Linked DNA regions of Homo sapiens: region 2 is linked to region 1. Evidence: read pairs that join two places in POLR2A ChIA-PET (ENCODE). Cell type or tissue: PC-9. All regions are shown on one strand. Each heading gives the region's core, and the rest is flanking DNA. Links, peaks and the distances in the headings are about the cores only. Region 1 holds the start of C1orf116 (chromosome 1 open reading frame 116). Region 2 overlaps FCAMR (Fc alpha and mu receptor).

The links. Peaks named below come from ENCODE experiments on the same cell type or tissue, not always from the same donor. Only the 100,000 strongest peaks of a DNase experiment are listed, where the experiment ranks them.
Region 2: POLR2A ChIA-PET joins it to region 1 with 18 read pairs; 4 of 35 experiments call an interaction of 5 or more read pairs at or near these places.

Annotation. Positions count from the first base shown.
Region 1 is chr1:207,028,237-207,037,251 of GRCh38, reverse strand. C1orf116 (chromosome 1 open reading frame 116) reads left to right here and starts at 4,496. Exons shown (of 4, transcript NM_023938.6): 1 at 4,496-4,673. It also overlaps a transcript of PFKFB2 not described here. In PC-9, for the core only: no CTCF peak of the experiment used is centred there; DNase peaks (open chromatin) are centred at 2,111, 4,401, 5,401, 6,621 and 1 weaker place; H3K4me3 peaks cover 2,721 bases; H3K27ac peaks cover 5,633 bases.
Region 2 is chr1:206,948,966-206,957,980 of GRCh38, reverse strand. It overlaps FCAMR (Fc alpha and mu receptor), which reads left to right. Exons shown (of 8, transcript NM_001170631.2): 8 at 1-14. Among named protein-coding and RNA genes, the nearest start is that of PIGR, 7.0 kb to the right of the region's middle. RefSeq lists a silencer at 6,142-6,201. In PC-9, for the core only: no CTCF peak of the experiment used is centred there; DNase peaks (open chromatin) are centred at 3,170, 4,180 and 5,530; H3K27ac peaks cover 1,976 bases.

The DNA.
Region 1 (9,015 bases), core at 627-8,626:
AGTTTTTTAAAAAAACTGAAAGTGGCCAGCTGTGTTGGATGTTATAGAAAGACAAGATAGAGAAGAATTCAAACAGTCTATAGGATTTGGCAAACTGGAGTTCATTGATGACCTTAGCATGAGCTGTTTTAGGGGAGTCAAGGAGAAAGTAGCCAGATAGAAATGAGTTGAAGAGTAAATAGGGATGTCTGGTTAAAGATAACAAGTTGAACATATTCACTAACCTCCACTCTCCCAAAACTTCAGTAAAATGATAGTAATGGAATTACACTCAAGGACAAAGAGATAGTGGGGTAAATAATAGCAACAACATTTCGGAAGTTAGTGAGCTGCTAACTTTCAAGTAATTTTTAACAAATTAGTTAACAAGCAGTTGGATGTGTGGTAACTGACAGCAGATTTTAAAAAGCTGATGGGAATTATTTTAGGAGAAAGGTCAAAATGATGATGCAGGAGAGAAGGTTACAGGGATAGAGTTGGTGAAATGAGATTCAGAGCACACACAATGGATGACAGGATTTTATAGGAAAAACATGGTTTTTGTTGTTGTTGTACTGACAGGAAAAAAGAAGAAAATGGGTGCAGAGGAAGTTAGGTTTGTAAATTTGGGGATGGGAATGTGGCATTCCTGCCTCTTGACTACTGTTGTCATACTGAAGCTTTCAAAATTGGTGACAAAGTTGTTATATGAAAATGGAGTGAAAGAGAGGTAGACAGTTTATGGAGAGAGAAAAAGAGTGGTCTCAGAAAATGGGAAATCCAGCTTCCTAGAGAAAAGTAGTAATTGCCTGAAGTATAAAGTACCCATTTGAGGTTGTTACTCATGAAGTTATAGTGGTACTAATCTGCCTGTTATGCGATCAACATAAAGATGTTAGTGACTCAAAGGAATCCAGTAACACCAAATCAAAAGCAAGAGCAGGAAATGCTGACATGTGGAGTCAACCATTAAATGTGACATTTCTGGGAACCAAGACACCAGCAGGTAGGAGACAAGTGGTTACAGTCTATTCAGTCTGCCATGCTTAGAGTTTTTGCCATGTGATATAGTGTGAATGTTCTGTCCCCTCCAAATCTCATGTTGAAATGTGACCTCCAAAGTTGGAGGTGGACCTAGTGGGAGGCGTTTGGGTCATGGGGGCAGATCCCTCATGAATGTCTTGGTGCTGTCCTTTTGTAATGAGTAAGTTCTAAGTTCTCACATGAGATCATGCCCAGCCAAACCCCTTTTCCGTATCAATTACTAGGTCTCAGGTATTCCTTTACACCAATGCAAACAGACTAACGTACTATGTGATAAGTGTATGTTCCATGGCCCTGTCTATTGTTAATAATGAGTCATTATAGCAAATAAAATAAATATTAATAAATGTATACTGAGTACGCATGTTAGCACCTCCTTCCTCTCTCTTGCTCCCTGTCTCACCGTGTGACACTGCCTGCTCTCCCTTTGCCTGCTGTTACGATTGTAAGCTTCCTGAGACTCTTACCAGAAGCTTAGCAGATGCTAGCACCATGCCTGTACAGCCTGTAGAATCATGAGCAAAACAAACCTCTTTTCTTTTTTTGTTTTTTTTGTTTGTTTGTTTGTTTGTTTTTAAGACAGGGTCTTGCTCTGTCACCAAGGCTGGAGTGCAGTGTCATAATCATGGCTCACTGCAGCCTTGATCTCCCGGTCTCAAGCCATCCTTTCGCCTCACCCCACGAGCACCTGGGACTGCAGGTGCGCACTGCCATACCTGGCTAATTTTTGTACTTTTAGTAGAGACAGGGTTTTGCCATGTTGCCCAGGCTGGTCTCCAACTCCTGAGCTCAAGCAATCCCCCTGCCTTGGCCATCCAAAGTGCTGGAATTACAGGCATGAGCCACCATGCCAGCCAAACCTCTTTTCTTTATAAATTACTAGGTCTCAGGTATTCCTTTATAGCAATGCAAATGGACTAACACACCTTGCATGTGCACTTAGAGGGAAGGGAGGTGCCTAAGTGGGGAGGTTGTACTGAGAAAGGAAATCATAAACTAGCCTCTGACAGTCAAAGAGATGACCACAACAGCATGCAAGAATGGAGAAGGAGAGAACAGATGAGTCAGGTGAGCTGGGCTGTAATTAGTTTCCACAGAGTCTGGTCATCAAACAGGCATTTACATACTAAGAGCAATGACACACATACCCCCTCAAATGATGACCTATATCAACCAGGAAGTCTTATTCTTTCAGGCTTTTGACTGACTTTGGAAATCCTCCCTTTTCTGTAGTCCAGGCCTCCTTTCCAACTCTCTTGGAATGTTAGAGACTTGGTATATTTCTAAGCAAAAATAAAACAAAGCAAAAACAATATGAATTCCAGGGAAAACATTTAAGTACATGGAGAATGGAAAAAAGAAAATTTGAAATAGTGATTTATTTCAGCTAGGACATATATGTGTTTGCAGGGAGGGGAGGCTCAAGGCTTGTAAGTAACTTCGACTGTGATGTTTATGTTTTATTTCCTGAACTGGATGTTAGGTACGGTTATGTTTGTTATGTCAGTGTATCTGAAATATTTCATAATTTACAAAAAGAAAAAGTTTTTGAGAGGAAAGGGAGGAAGGGAAAGATGATTTTTGTCTATGTCCCTGCTTCTACCTGGTAAAAGATAGGGGTTCCTCCTAGTTATCCTAATTTTATTATAACTGAAAAACTGTGTCTGTTCACAAATAAGACTGTTGCCTACTATCCTCTTGGAAGTTAATTCTCATAAGTCAATTCATTTTTTTAGCAAATGTTCAAATCACACACCTATGGAGCTGGATCAACTTCATTGACTTCATCCATGGGTGTGACTCTGGTTGCACTGAACTGCTGATTTGGAGATGCCCTTCCTGTTTTGTTAGTATTATGACATCATATATGTTTGAATGACACACCAGGGAAAGAGGTCATAGCCCGAAGTGCTCATTCAGCTGTGATATCCATAGGCTGCTGATAGGGTACTGGGTTATCCCAGGCTTCCTCCAACCTCCTTCCTATCCATTAGTCCTGCTCCACTTCATCTTTACCTTGGCCCCAGGATCACTGCCCTTTTTATTTCCTATCCAACCATGATCACAGAAAGAGAAAAGATGAAAGCCATGTGTCGTCTTGTTATAAAACATATTAATAGCTTTAAGTAGGAAATGAAACAGAAAAGGACGAATCTAATAGCTAGAATTACACTTGCAAATTATCTGTGTATTTCATGATTCCCACTTGAGATTCCTTCCAAAATAGAGGCGGATTGGCATTATGCTGATTCATAGCAACCTTGATGTTATACTGCCTGAATTAAAATCTCTGCCCTGCCTCTTCCTAGCTACATGGCCTTGAAAAAGATTTTTAACCTCCCTGTAAAATTTAGATATTAACAAATGCCTACTTTTTTAAGTTAAAGACTAAATTAAAAGATACATGAAAATGCTCAGCACAATACCTAGCAAATAGCAAGAGCTTAATACATTTTGGCAATTATTGTGTACATTGATTTTAAATTTTCTCCCTGACCTTTTAATGCTAGTAAGTGGAATACCTCAAATCCTGATACCTATCAAGGATAATCTACCTGTAGGAAAAACCAGCTTCCAGGCAAAAATCATATCTGTTAAGAGTGGTCTCTGTACCTGGTGGGAAATTTCTTCCCAAAAATAGTAGATTCTTCTACCTACTCTCTTCTCCCTACGAATGCCAAGTATCAGTCCATGAAAGGAGACAAGAGTTGCTAAACTGGTTGGTAGTTTGTTTTGTTTTTATTTCATAATATGTATTGCCACCTTCCATGAACAGCCAAAAGAGAGCAGAGGACCAAATGACAGAGTGCATGCTCTCTCCTTTCAAGCTGTCCAGTCACTCTTTCATCAGGACACGGACCTCTTAGGGGATGAATGGTTTTATTTCCCCCAGAAATAAATTAGGCCAAGGAGATTGTTGGCAAGCACTGGGGCGAGACTGGCCCAACTACAGCATCCCTAGCCTGGGGACACCTTCTTCAGTGGACATGAATGGAATTGCTAGGCTTATGAGCTAGGATTAGGCTTGGGGAAGAAAGTGACTTTCAACATCTAGAAAAGCTAGCAGCAAAACTGAACACAAATGAGTTTAGCCTAGAGAATTCAGGGGAAAACTAAGCTCCAAGCGGAAGAAGGTAGTTCTAGATGAAAAACCTGTTTCACATAGACCTATGGAAAAGCACACTGCCCAGAGGACTGTCTGCGTTCCTTTATATCAACATTAAATATATATACTATCTCTGCCTACTCCCTCCCTGCCACCTGTCCTTCCAGTCTCAGCCCAAACCGGCTCCTCCTCCTTCCAGCCCTCCTTTTTTAAAGAGCTCTTTATTAGCTCTAAACAGGAAAGGGGAGGGTAGGAGATGATTGGCTAAGAGGGAACAGCACCACCCTGCTCATTCCCCTCCCATTCCCTCCCTGAGGAAACAGCTGGAATGAGAGGTAGGGAGGGGAGGCTAGGATTGGCTGAGTCAGTGGCAGGGTGGGGGCCAGGCAGCACAGATGAAGCATTTACCTATCTAGGTAAGTCAGGAGGAGCTCAAAAGGAGAAGAAAACAGTAGGAGGCAGGGGAAGCAGCCTCTGTCTCCATCTCTGCCCTTTGAAACAAAAGGGTATTTCTTTTCTCTCTTCAGCCCCCAACCCAGTGGAGGTGAGTTAATCACTAACCAACTATTGCTTATCCTATAGCAATAGGAAGGGGTTTCATGGGAAATCAGAGCTACAGGGGAGGGGAGGTGTCCCTCTATACCCCAGCTAGGGAGATTTCCTCTCTGTTCCTCAATTCTCTGAGTCCATTCTGGGATCAGATCAGGTTGGTAGCAACTTGAGATTGTAGTGTTTTTGTGGAGACTGGGGCTGGGAGGCACCTTCTTTTTCATTTATCCCTTTAGGTTGGATAGGCATATTGTGCAAACAACAAGAAAAAGAAAATAGATTTGTTTTGGAAATTTCCATCTCTGAACAATTGAAATTGAGTTGTGATTTTAGAAAAGAACAGTTGAAATAGAGGGAGTCAAAATGGGGGAGAGTATCTTGGTTTTCCATAGCGACTGTAACAGGAAATTCTCCCGTGGCTTTACCAACTCGGTGTCGATCTTTATTTAAATAATGGGTGCAATGTGTGTGTGTGTTTGATCATGCTCATGTGATAATGGAGCTCTCTGTGTACAGGTGTGTTAGGCATGAGCTGTACTAGGTTGTTTGTAAAGGGATATGAGGTTGGGGCACATGGAGAAAACTTCAGCTACCAGCTCATCTTTGGAAAACCCATGGATAATCTAGCTGCAAAGTCAAGTTTATTTGGATTCTACTCAATTAACTTTCTGACTCAGCCTGTTAATAGACACAGAGACTGGCAAACAGAAAGCTACCTGGCTGTGCCGAGCCTCACCCACATGAATATTTCGTGGCTGCATGTCAAGTCTAGTTAGAGTTCCAAGTGGGGCTCAAGCCAAGGTAGTGTGGCAGAGTCCACAGACAGAGAAGCAGACCAGGGTGGTGGCTTTGTTTGTTTTCCTGCAGGTGTCCCAGTTGGCAGTTTGTGTGGCAGATTTACCTGCAGAAGGAAGGCAGATGTAGGAGTCGAGTCAGAGTAGCAAGTTGCCTCTCCATTATCCATCTTGGGGGGTTTAACCCTTTGGTCCCTAACTTTGACTCTTTTCCTCCTGCTGCAGAGAAGAGGGAAGTGGGAAGCCCTCAGTGCCAGGCTCAAGGGCCTGGCACACGCAGCCCTGAGTGAATATATGGGTTTTCCAGTCCTGGCAACTGGAGATTTAGGCTTGAGCTCACCTCACACCACAGAGCCAACACCCCACACTCACAGACTGAGGGCTGCCCTAGATGGTGAATTTAGGAATAAAGACCACTGGCAGTGTCTAACAAAGCTCTGCTATGCAGAGGGTATTTCTACCTGCTCCTTCCCTCAAACACACTGGTGAAAGGGAAGATGATAATGTTGCCTAAACACACACAGAAACTTGCCCATGTGTTCATGGAGACAGATATGCAAACTGTGCAAGTTTTAGTCATTCTGCTATTTTTCTTAGGATATTTTCCAGCCCAAGGCACATTTCTGGGTAGTCAACAAGAAGCAAAGACACCTGGATTGAAAGACAGGAAACCTCTTTGACTAGTAGGCAGAGAGGCAAAGCTCTTGGAGGACATGTGGGGGGTTCGTGGGAGGAGGATGAGAGGGACCTGGGTCTGATTAGAAGGTACAGACAAGCCAACCTGGAATGGAGCTGGAGCCCTCTCCCCACCCCACCATCTCCAGATGCCAGAACTTGAACTGTTCTTTATTTCCTCTCCTCCAAGGCTTGGCAGTATTTAGTATTTTAGTCAGTGGTGTAGTTAATATTTAATGTGTCTTTGGATGGGTGGCCCTGACTATAGGTGCTGCATATTTCTTAACCCATTCCCTCCTCCCGTTAAGTTCCCAAAGAGGTCAAGGGTTAAGATACCAAACTCTCACCTTGAGTGTTTTGTTTGTTTCTCAGTCTTCTTATCAGGGTTTCGATGGCTGCCCTGAAAGAGCCCCAAGGTTCAAGGTTGTGAAGTCGGTGAAAGGAAATGCAGCTTTCACCATTAAGATTCTTTAGGTCAGAAAACTAGGTATGGAGATGAGGTGACAGCGCCTCGCTCAGCTTTGGTTTCAGGTTCAGATTCCTCTGTGCAGGGATTATGTAATCCCTAAAGACATGATCTTCCTTGGCAGTTGGTGTCATTTCTTTACTGTAGAAATATCTGCTGTTGGGGCAATACACTGGTCTGGAAGTATAAAGCTGAAGCAGATGATTTGCAGGGTTTAAGGTATGAAGTAGAAGGAGAAGGGGGTTTTAAGGCTTTTAGTATTTTAGTCAGGGGTGGCTAGTAACCATTCTCGGGGGCATGCCCCTCTTGCATCCAGATAGTCCCTGAAATGCCCTGTGGAGGGCTGCCCTGTATATGCATGTATAGGTCATTCCCTGTTTCCCTTAGGAAGGGCTAGTGGTAAGAGCCATAACTTTCTCACCCGTAAAATGAAGAAAACGTCACATCCTGCCTATGTTTCCAGTTTATGCTGAAGATCGAATTAGCATATCTGAGAGTACTTTGCAAGCTATGGCATGCTGTGTTCTTGTGAAGCAGTGCTTTTCCTACCACTTTTATCTCTTCCAGCTACTTGAAGACATCCTAGGTTCTGAAACAAAAGTGTGATAAGCTTCCCTGGTAGGAAAGAGAGACTAGAAAACCTCTGTAAAGTCTAAAGCATACTTAGAAGCACAAGGGTAGTAATTTTCTCTGAAAGTAAGAGGCAGCATCTGCTCACCCATTCATAGAGAATATGATGTTAATTACAGTGAGTCACTTTAAATATTTACTGCCCTGATTTTACAGAGAAGAAAATTGGAGCCCAAAACTAGACCCTTAGATCTACATTGACTTTTTGACAACAATGCCTTTGTCTTATACAGTTTTGTAACACCAGCGCCTATTATTAGGTGCTCATAAATGTTAGTTTAACTGAAAACATTGCCCAAATTTCACTGAGCCATATATTATCCAGGAAATTAAGTATTTAAGTAAAAGCTGACAGTTATAGGTTAGAAACCAAGAAGAAGCCTTCCAAAAGCTCAACCTAATAGACCCTAGAACAGATGGCAAGTTCATTCATTCGGCATTTTTTGAGTGTTTTCTGTGTGCCTAGACTCACAGAGATGGAGCTCCTTTGCTATAGTGGCCTCAACCCTACACAATGTTAGGAATGGGTTAGTCCTCCCTGAACTTGGGCATCATTCATGGAGTGGGTAGCTGAGATGACTGAACTTCATCCACATGATTTCTCATGTTCCTGTTTCTTTGAGCTTCTGGGTATTGGGGAGCTAACCTCATGAAGAAACCCTAAGAGCTTCCTCACCCCACATTTATTTATCATTGGGCTTCTTTGGTGTCTCTGCCCCTCCAGTCCCCTCCTTATCTCCTAGGAGGATCTGGACCCCTATGAACCAGATGTCTGGCTCACTAGGGATCTCTCCTGTTTTCCCCCCAGTGTTCTGCCCCTCCATACCTGCCCCTTTTAAGAGACTCCTCCCAAGCAGAAGAGGAGCTCCTTGGGGCTCCATACTTGCCAGCTCTATAGGGATGGAAAGCTGACTCACCCAACCCAGCCCAAACTTGACTTTGGCACTGGAAGCAATTATTACCAGAGGCCAAGAGGACATCTGCCCTGGCATCCAAAGCCCAAGCCTCCAGATCTCAAATAGATCACGTTTTCTTCTAGGACATTTTACCTAGTGTTGGGAGGGTTGGAAAGATGAAAGAAAATATAGGATGGCATTATAAGGAAAATATGGATTTAGAATCAGACAAACTTTATTCTAATTCTGGCTCTCCTCCAACTCTCTGTTTGATCTTGGAACTGTCTTTTCATCTTAATTCTTTTAGAATTTCATTTTAACATAGCAGACTCACTTCTGGCCTGCCATCTCCAGTGGAGTATTTCCCACAAACAGCCACATCAAAATCCTTGGGACTTTCAGAGGGAAGATGGCACTGCCTTCCTTTGCTACTACTATTGTTACAATGACATTGAAACTTTTTTTCCCTAAGGAATTAGAGTTGGGAGGAAGCTACATGGGACATTTCTCTTGTTCATTTGACATAGGCTAGGGAATCTCATTGGGAATGTGTGCAACAACAGAGGCACTAGAAAGAAAGAGATTCACTAGAAAGAAAATAGGTTTGTGTCAACCACTGCAGGTGCCCTGTTCATGCCTCCAGGCTAGGGAGTTAAAGATGGGTATCGTAGCGGTGGTTGTGATGATGTTGATGATATTGACTGTGATAGCAGGTGACAATTTGCTCTGTGCAAAGTGTTTTAAACGTTCTCACAATAACCCCATGAGGTAGGTATTATTAAGGGACCTGTTTCTTCTCTCAAGTCTACAGTCTCCCATCAAACCAGAACCCTTCTTTTCTGAGATCCTGTTTCTCTTGTTTCAATTTAGTTTGAT
Region 2 (9,015 bases), core at 1-8,000, 79 kb after region 1:
CTGTGTCTGATTGACTTGGGGGCTCAGTGGCCTCTAGGCACCCTTCCTCTGCAAGAACTCTGGGTCCCCCTGGGCTTCTGCCCCTCCTTTTGGGAGTCCCCTAGATGACCCCACAGGCAGCTGGTTTCTCCGCTGAGATCAAAAGGGCAAACACCCATTCCTCACATCATCCCGCCCCATTTGGACCCAGGCTTATTGTGCCGTAGACCTTTTGACCCGGCCAAGATTTTCTGGGATTTTCCTACATTCATGGAGGAGCAGGGTATTTTCAGTAGATTCTTGCTTTCTTCATAAAGGCCCTCTTGTTCAGCTGCTTATAAATCCTCGATATGGAGGACTGTTGGTGAAGCTGGAAAATGGTTTTTGGGGGTGAGGTGGGAGACAAAAGAGAGGAATTTTATGTGGATTCTGCCCTGTAACTACATCACCTCATGCTTGTCAGGGAACTTTCGCTCCACCCTAGGCCCCACTGCCTTTCCAGGAATCACATCCACTATTTTCTTTTGCCAGATCCGCTGGCAAACTGTCTGGGCTCCATTGTTGGATGGAACAGCCTGAGCGGTGGAGGCAGAAAGGAAAAATAGGCACCAATATCGAGTTGAGAATTGCCAGGTAGACATTTCCAGAAGGCTTAGTCCTGCCTTCTAAGCTGTCAGCAGCACAGAAATCCTTCAGTAATACCCCCTTATATCTGGTTCTGAACACAGACACTGTACAAAGAAAATCAAGGAGATGCCGGTTTTATGGCTTATAAGAGAAACCTGTTGTTTTGGATAAGTAGGAAAATTGCACACATCTAACCACATGGAATCGCAGAATTTCAGAGCTAACAGATCTTTAGAGATTAGTCTAATATCCTCATTCTAGAAGAGAGGGACTTGAGGCCCAACAGGGTTAAGGGTACAGGTGGGGGGCGCTTGTTTAAAGTCACCCAGTTAACCCAGTTAGTTATAGCACTGTGAGGACTAGCAAAGAGAACTCGTGACCTTGGTTCAGGGCCTTTTTCACTTCACCATTGCTGAGCATTGTACCAAAGCAAAACTCACTGTCAAAAATCAAGGATACCACAGTCGTCCCTCGAGACTATTTTCCTGTTCGCTTTCTCAATGACCTGCCCCAAATAATCCTGTAACGGAGATAGGACAGACATCATGGATCCTATTCAACCAATGAGGGAGCAGGCTCTGCAAGGTGTGTACTTCAGCAAAGGCCACTCGGAGCAGCCCACCTCCACAGCTATGTTCTGGATCGCCGTGCCCCTTGCTTGGATTTATGATCTAGGTATCTGGTCAGGTCCTTTCCTGTGTAAAGCTCTAAAGGCTCACTTCTTTCTCTCTCTCTCTCTTAGGCTTGTGCATGGAAGGTTTCATGATCATTCCCAGGAATTGGTTCTCATTTGTGGCAGGGATGGGCCCAGCACCCAGACTGTTTCTAATGCTAGATTCTCAGGATGTGAAAAGGTGTTCTGAGGAAAAGGAGGTTTGGTAGATTAATGAAGTTTTGGAAATGCTGGGAAACCACAAACATTCTTCTATGCAGGATCTTTTGGAGCCTTTGCTATATGGAGGTGTATTGTGAAACACCCTGGGTTTTCACACCTCGGGATGGGGACATAATGTGTGTTTCCCAGATGTGTTGGATTATTGTGTTTGATTGAAGCAGTCCCAAGGGGCTGGAGTTCCTCACATCACTGTTTGGGGAAGCCTGATGCACTAAACCCGGGGTTGGCCAACTCTTCAGTAAAGGGCCACATGGTAAACATTTTAGGCTTTGCAGGCCATACAGTCTCTATGGCAACTACTCAGTTCTGCCGTTGCAGCACAAAAGCAGCCAGGCAATCGAGAAACAAATGACCGCAGCTGTGTTCCAACAAAACTTTATTTCCCAAAACAGGAGGGAGGCTGGATTTGGCCCTTGAGCCAGAATCTGCCAGTCCCTGGACTAAGCCATGAAATTGTACAGGACTCTTTTGTTCCCACTCGGATCTGGAGATCAGATCCTATTCTTCCTCAAGGGCTTCCCTGACCACCTTTCTCCAGGACCTCTCCTTCCTCCAAACGGCTCTAATACTTTCATTGTGGAATTCAGCAGCTAGAATGTTCTGTCTGACTACCCCATCTTGGGGGAAGAAGGGGAGGGAGGAGACAACCAGCCCAGCAAGAGTGTTGGCCACGTGGCTAGAGCCAGGAGCGTTTCTAGCAGGGAGGCCGTTATAGGGAAAGTTAAGCTCCACCAGAGGTGGAGCTGGTAAGAGTTCAAAAGGCCAGGGCAGGGCCAGATTAGAGTCCCAGGGCCAAGAGTTTGGAGGGGGCAGAGATAAGATCTGAGTAAGAACTTTCAGGGAGAGAAGCGGGGAAGCCCCAAGTGTTCACAGCTCTCCTTTATGGGCTAACTGATCCATGGAGTAGTCAGGAGGGTTGATTTAAAGGGCCAGAGGCCAAACTGGCAGAGGAGGCCACCTCCACCACTTGGTATTGTCAGTGCTGTTGTTTTTCATCTTATACCTCCGGCTAGCATGATGCCTATACCACTGAGATGAGGGGCAGGCAAACATCTATCCCTAGGCCAGAATCAGGGAAGCCTCCCTGGGGATTTCTAACTTAGGATTAGAATCTAATCGAGGATGCAGGGAGACCATTGATTTTCACAAGATCAAGCAGATTCTCAGGTTCGGGTGCATTTCTGCAGTTCACTTTACACTGTTACTTACTAACGCTGCTACTGCTTGTTAACGTGTTTCTGCACAGCAGGCACTATCCTAGGTGTTTTCACATTGTGTATCACAGTTACGGTAACATTTCTGTAAGGTAGGTGTGATCATTCCCATTTCATAGATGGGAAATCTGAGGACCAGAGAAGTTAAGTTACACTACTCAGGAAAGGGCACACTGGGACTTCATGCAAAGCACCTCACCTCCACAGCTGCATTCTCGATCTTTGTGTCCCCTGCCTTCCCCCTTGCTTGGATGTATAGTCTGAGTATCTGGTCAGGTCCCTTCCTGTGTAAAGCTCTAAAGGTTTGCTTCTTTCTTTCTTTCTCTCTCTCTCTCTCTCTCTCTCCCTCTCTCTGTCTTTCTCTCTCTCTTTTTCTTAGGCTCGTGCATGGAAGGTTTCATAATCATTTCCAGGAATTGGTTCTCTTTAGTCACCTAACTAGTTTATTACAACCCTGGCCTAATGAGGCATTAAAAAAAAAAGTTCAGAGAGCCGGAACTAGAGCTAAAAATTCAGGCACCAGCCCTGAGGTCCTTGCTGACATATGTATAAAAGGAGCTCAGATCTTTATTTGTGGGGATGTCCATCTGTCTCAGCTTACTCGGGGCAAATGCATGACTCTAAGCCAACTTTTGAGAGCTCTCTGCTAATACGTTGGAGGTTTCTTCCTCTCCTCCAATAGCCCACTGTGGTCTGAGACATAAAAAATCAGTTTAATAACAGCCTCAGTCAGGCCCTAGGGGAAGATACCTCCACAGAGAGACCCATAACGCACTGCAGCCAAGTAGACACAGGTTATTTGATTGTGCTCACCTGGTACAGATATCCCAGAGCTGAAAGCATGACTAATGTGGAATGGAGAATGGAGATTCTACTCAGAAAGAAACAAACCCTGCATTCAGGGTCCAGCACCACCAAGCTCTTCATTTTTCATACAGTGACACAGCTTGGTTTACAGGTGCTGGCCTTCCCGGGCCAGCCTGCTCCCTTCACTGTCAGCAGTATGATGAGCTGTCATCCTACTGCCTACTCTCTAAGGGGCCAGCTGAAACCCATGTGGGCAGCAGAGAAGCGGCAGCCTTAGGAGAGAACCCCATGCTGCACCTCTACAGGCATGTGGTGATCACCAGTGCCAATGCCCCTGGCCTGCAGACCACTGTTTGCCTCCTGGATGCATTGCATCAAAGACATTGATTGAAGCCAGGCACCGTGGCTCATGCCTGTAAACCCAGCACTGTGGGAGCGTGAGGCAGGAGGATCACTTGATGCCAGGCGCTTGAGACCAGCCTGGGCAACATAGTGAGACCTCATCTCTACAAACAACAACAACAAAAAGACACACATTTACTGAGTAGGATCTGAACTCTTCTATGTTCTGCCTCTGCCACCTCTGGCCTTGTTCCCACTGCTCACTTACTTGCTACCTCTATCCAGATCTACCAGTTCTGCTGTGAGCATAGAGGGTCAAACAAAGGCTACTTCTTTCCCTGAGTGGCAAACTTCTGGCTTCCTAACCTTGAGTACTTTAGAGAAGAGGAAGAAAGCTAGGACTACTGTGTCCAAAGGTGTTTTCAGAATGCTCTAATTTGTCTGAAGATACTGTGTTTCATTTCAGACAAGAGTTCAAGAAAAAGAATTCAGACTGTGGCTTCTTTAGGGCCTGGCATGGGAAGATCAGACTGATTAGCAAATGCAACTAATCTAAACATTTTATGGGGCCAGCACTTTCCTTCCCTACCTCTGCCAGTGGAGTACAGACAACTACAAATTAATTACAATATACATCACCAAAAAGAAACATACTCCCATTCTAGAGATGGGAACATTGAGGCTCAGATGAACACAGGCTGCAGGGGATTACAGGGGCTATTTTTCCAATCGCTGCCTGTCAGGCAAGCCTTGGGCCGAGAGCCAGGCTCAGACCAGGAACAAGGAAACAGCAAGTCTTCAGCAGGACCCCAGTGGCTTATGAGAGGGGCTGGGCCCAGTCACCTGACACTCCACCTATTGACTTTGGATGTCTACTCCAAAAATCTTCCTCCTTCCGCTTCTCCCTAGCCAGGGTGTGGAGGTAACAGCACATAGGACAATGGTTGGGTAACCTCAAAAAAGGTTTGCTCATATGTCCCTGCCTCTCAGAAACAGAGAATCAAAGCTCTTTGGAGTGTAGAGACTAGACCCAAAGAAGAATTGAGAGAGCTTTTGGACCATGGCTGACTTTCCATTTCCAGGGCCTTTTTCTTTCTTTTTTTTTTTTTAAATATTTTTTTTATTTATTTATTTTTGAGACAGACTCTCGCTCCCTCGTCCAGGCTGGAGTGCAGTGGCACAATCTTGGCTCACTGTAACCTCCACCTCCAGGGTTCAAGCAGTCCTCCTACCTCAGCCACCTGAGTAGCTGGGATTACAGGAGCACGCCAGCATGCGCGGTTAACTTTTGTATTTTTAGTAGAGTATTTTTCACAATGTTGGCCAGGCTGGTCTCGAACTCCTGGCCTCAAGTGATCGCCTCACTTGGCCTCCTGAAGTGCTGGGATTACAGGTGTGGGCCACCACACCCAGCCTCCAGGGCCTTTTATGTTCCACTTCACTCCCCGCTCCCCACGGCAGGCTCCTCAGGGCTGGACACAGGCAATCTCAGGGGGCTCTTACCACAGTTTCTACCTTCACTCTTTCACCAGCCAAAATGAGAAAGGGTAGCAACAACCTCCCCACTCTGGGAGCCCCAGAAGAAATGTTGTTTTCACTTTCTGACTGAGAGGCAGCTGAGCTAGGAAAACAGTGAAGAATGGGACATCAGGGCAGTGACACAGGGAGGCAGGTGGTCAAGGAGAAGGCAGGGCCTCAGTGTGTTCATAGAGGAAAGTGAAAAGATTTGAGCATTGCATGCACACGTTTGGCCAGTGAGTCACCTCTCCAACACCAACTGAAGACTAGAGCTGCTAATCTGACAGCGGCCTTCCTTCCCTCTTCACGTCCCTGCACGCTACCACCCAGCTTGCCATCCTTTGACTTCCCTGATTAATGTTGTTCTTAGAGTTGACACAATGCTGCCCATTTGTACATGCCATATGCCCTGAGCTCTTTAGGAAGGACTCTAGGAAGCCCCTAGAGAATCACCAATAGTCAGGGTCTTTCTAATGAACTCTTCCCTCTCCCACCTGCCCCTTAATAGGGAGACTCACCTGGGAAAAGGTTTAGGCCTTTGAACATAAATCTGGGCTCAGAAACTCCCAGAAAACATGCCTAAATGCAGCCAACCGGAACATTCAAGTTCCAGCTCCCCTAGTGGGATTCCAAGTAGTGGCTTCACAAGGAAGCATGTTGCCAGCCAGCAGCATTGCCAGCTGGGTAACAAGGGCAGTGGTCCCCACCCAATGCTCTTCTCCCCCAGCCCAAAAGGAAGAACTGAAACAGGAAGAATAAACGCTGTGCTCCTACCACTGAGTGACAGCTAGGGTCAGCAAACGCCATACCACTATCTGCTAATGGGAACAGGTAGCATGAATAATTCCAAACAGCCAGTATCCTCTAAAAAGGGGGGGAGAGTTTATTTAGCTTTGGCAAATTCAGTCACAATTTTATTCTTCAGTGGTTGATTCTAAAATGACTCTGTATTTTAGGCTAGATGAGGAATGCTGGATTGCAGGGCTGGCTGGCCTGGGATTAAACATTGACTCCAGTCAGGGGTTAAACATTGACTCAGGTGAAGATCTGTACATAGGAGCAGAGAGTTGGCAGTAAAGAGCATTTCCTCTGTCCCTCTTATCTCATTTTTATGGCAAAAGCCACACTCAAAGGAACCATCCATGTGGAGGGATGCCCGCTGAGCAGTGGAGAGTGAAGAAGGGCTATCTAGCTTCCCTTTCTCTGTTGGTGATTGTGTCAACCCATGGTTGTGGAGCATCAAGCTAAAGACAGCCTGAAGGGTTGGATTTGTGTGAGCCTGTGGGCTTGGTCATCTGCAATATTCTCTGGCTAAACCAAGGGTGTAAACGGACGTCCCTTGCTGTCTGTAGAAATATCATCCAAAAAATTCATCCTGACAGCAAAAGTTTTGGGAAGTGGAGGAAAATGCTTTCTAGAAAACCTTGGTTCTAGACCCATCTGTGTGATGACCTCCTGTGCAAACTGGAGCAAGTCATTTCACTTTTCTGTTCTTGGTCCTTCATCATTCAGTGGAGAATCACTCTAGTTACGCCATCATGTTCTGGTACATGCTCCTAGTAGTCTCCAAAACTGTCTTAGCAGACAGTGCCAGACACGTATGCATGTACACACACACACTTGCCTTTTGCTGTCCCGTTTATTTGCTGCTGAATCATAAGCGCCTATTAGATGCTAGTCACTGAACATATTATAGCTAATCTTTTTTTAGATTTTTATTTTGGGGAGATAGGGTCTTGTTCTGTCACCCAGGCCAGAGTGCAATGGTGCAATCATAGCTCATTTCAGACTGCAACTCCTGGATTCAAGCAATCCTCCCACCTCAGCCTCCCAAGTAGCTGGGACTACAGGGGTGTGCCACCACCCTGGCTAATTTTTTTGTTTTTGTAGAGACTGGGTCTTGCTATGTGGCCCAGGCTAGTCTCCAACTCCTGACCCCAAGTGATCCTCCCACCTTGGCCTCCCAAAGTGCTGGGACTAGAGGTGTGAACCACTGAACCTGGCCTATACTTAATCTTTATAACATACCTATACAGTAAGTATAATTTTCCCCAGAGACATTAAATAATTTGTTCAAGGTTCCCTGGCTGGCAGGTGGTAAGGCTTGGATGTGAACCCAGGGCGTCGAGGTCCAGAGCCCCTGCTCTTTTCCCAAGGCTACACAGGCTCTCTATGCTTGCTACCTCCTGGCTTGTGTTGTTCCTTGACAGTATTGCATGTGAGTGATGACTTCTCAATTGGACTACTTGCCCTTGTGGAACAGGGGTGCACTCTCCTGCATGTCTCAAATCTCCCTGGACCTTGAGCTTGTCATGGTTGGTAGGCCGAGAAATAACCACCATCCCTCTTCCCCAAGGTTTGTCTATGTCTCAATCTCTGGAGCCCAGAAGTGTGACCTTATTTGGAAAAGAGTCTTTGTAGATGTGATGAAGTTCAGGATCTTGAGATGAGGACATCATCTTGGATTAGCTGGGTGGGCCCTAAATACCATCCATATAACAGAGAAACAGAGAGTTATTTGAGACATACACAGAAGCCAATGTGACTATGAAGGCAGAGGTTGGAGTGACACAGCTACGTGCCAAAGAACACCAAAGAATGTCAGCAGCAACCAGAAGCTAGAAGAGGCAAGCAACGGATTATCGTCTAGAGCCTGGAGGGTGGCCCTGCTGGCACCTTGATTTCAGGCTTCTGGTCTCCAGAACAGAAAGAGCATACATTTCTGTTTTCTTAAGCCACTAAAGTTGTGTTAATTTGTTATAGCAGCTGTCAGAAACTAATACGGTGCTCAACCAAAACACAGAATCCTAGAACTGAAAGAGCCTTGGGAACAATTTGGCACTGTCCTCTGATGGAACAAACAATCCTGCAGACCTACAGGATGAAGTGATCTGGCAAAGGTCACTCGGCAATTAGAGGCAGAATCAGGAACAAAACAAAGGTGTTCCACAGTGACTTATGCTGAGTCCCAGAGTCAGGAAAGTCCAGTGAGAAGCTGTTCTTCTGCTGGTATATTTTCTTGTATGATTACTTTAAAAGAAGCAGGGAGGGTTGAGCAGATGAAGTGTTGTAAGTTTGGAAAGTATAATCACTGCTGTTATCATCATTATTATTGATTTGGGCAATGGACTCTCTTGGCCTGTCCCTCCTCCCCCAGGGCTGAGAAATAGTACTATTTTAGGGCCACTGGGTTCCAGATGGGGAAACCACAGTGCGAGAGGGGAAGCAAGTGAGTCCAATCACACCACCGGCGTGTGGCTGAGCCCAGAATAGGACGTAGGATTTTTGACTCCCTGCCTCTTCCCAGGGCTCTACTTCTCATTTTCCCCTTTCTGTAAACTGGATCAGTAGGATCAGTGGGCTCCAGGTATGTGGGGTGTGTGTGTGTGTATGTGTATGTGTGTGTGTCTGACATGGGTCAGCTAAGACAGTTTTGGAGACTATTGAAAACATGCAGCAGGACATGATCTAGTAAATTACCCACCATCATGAAATAGCAAAGCAGGGAAGGAAATCTGCAACCTGTCCTCCACGCCCACCAAGGCAGCATGAGAAGAAATGATTTAATGAGTGTTCTCCCCTTCCTCCCTGCAAGCCTTTGCTCGTCAAATTTCTGCACTAGTGTTCTGTGAA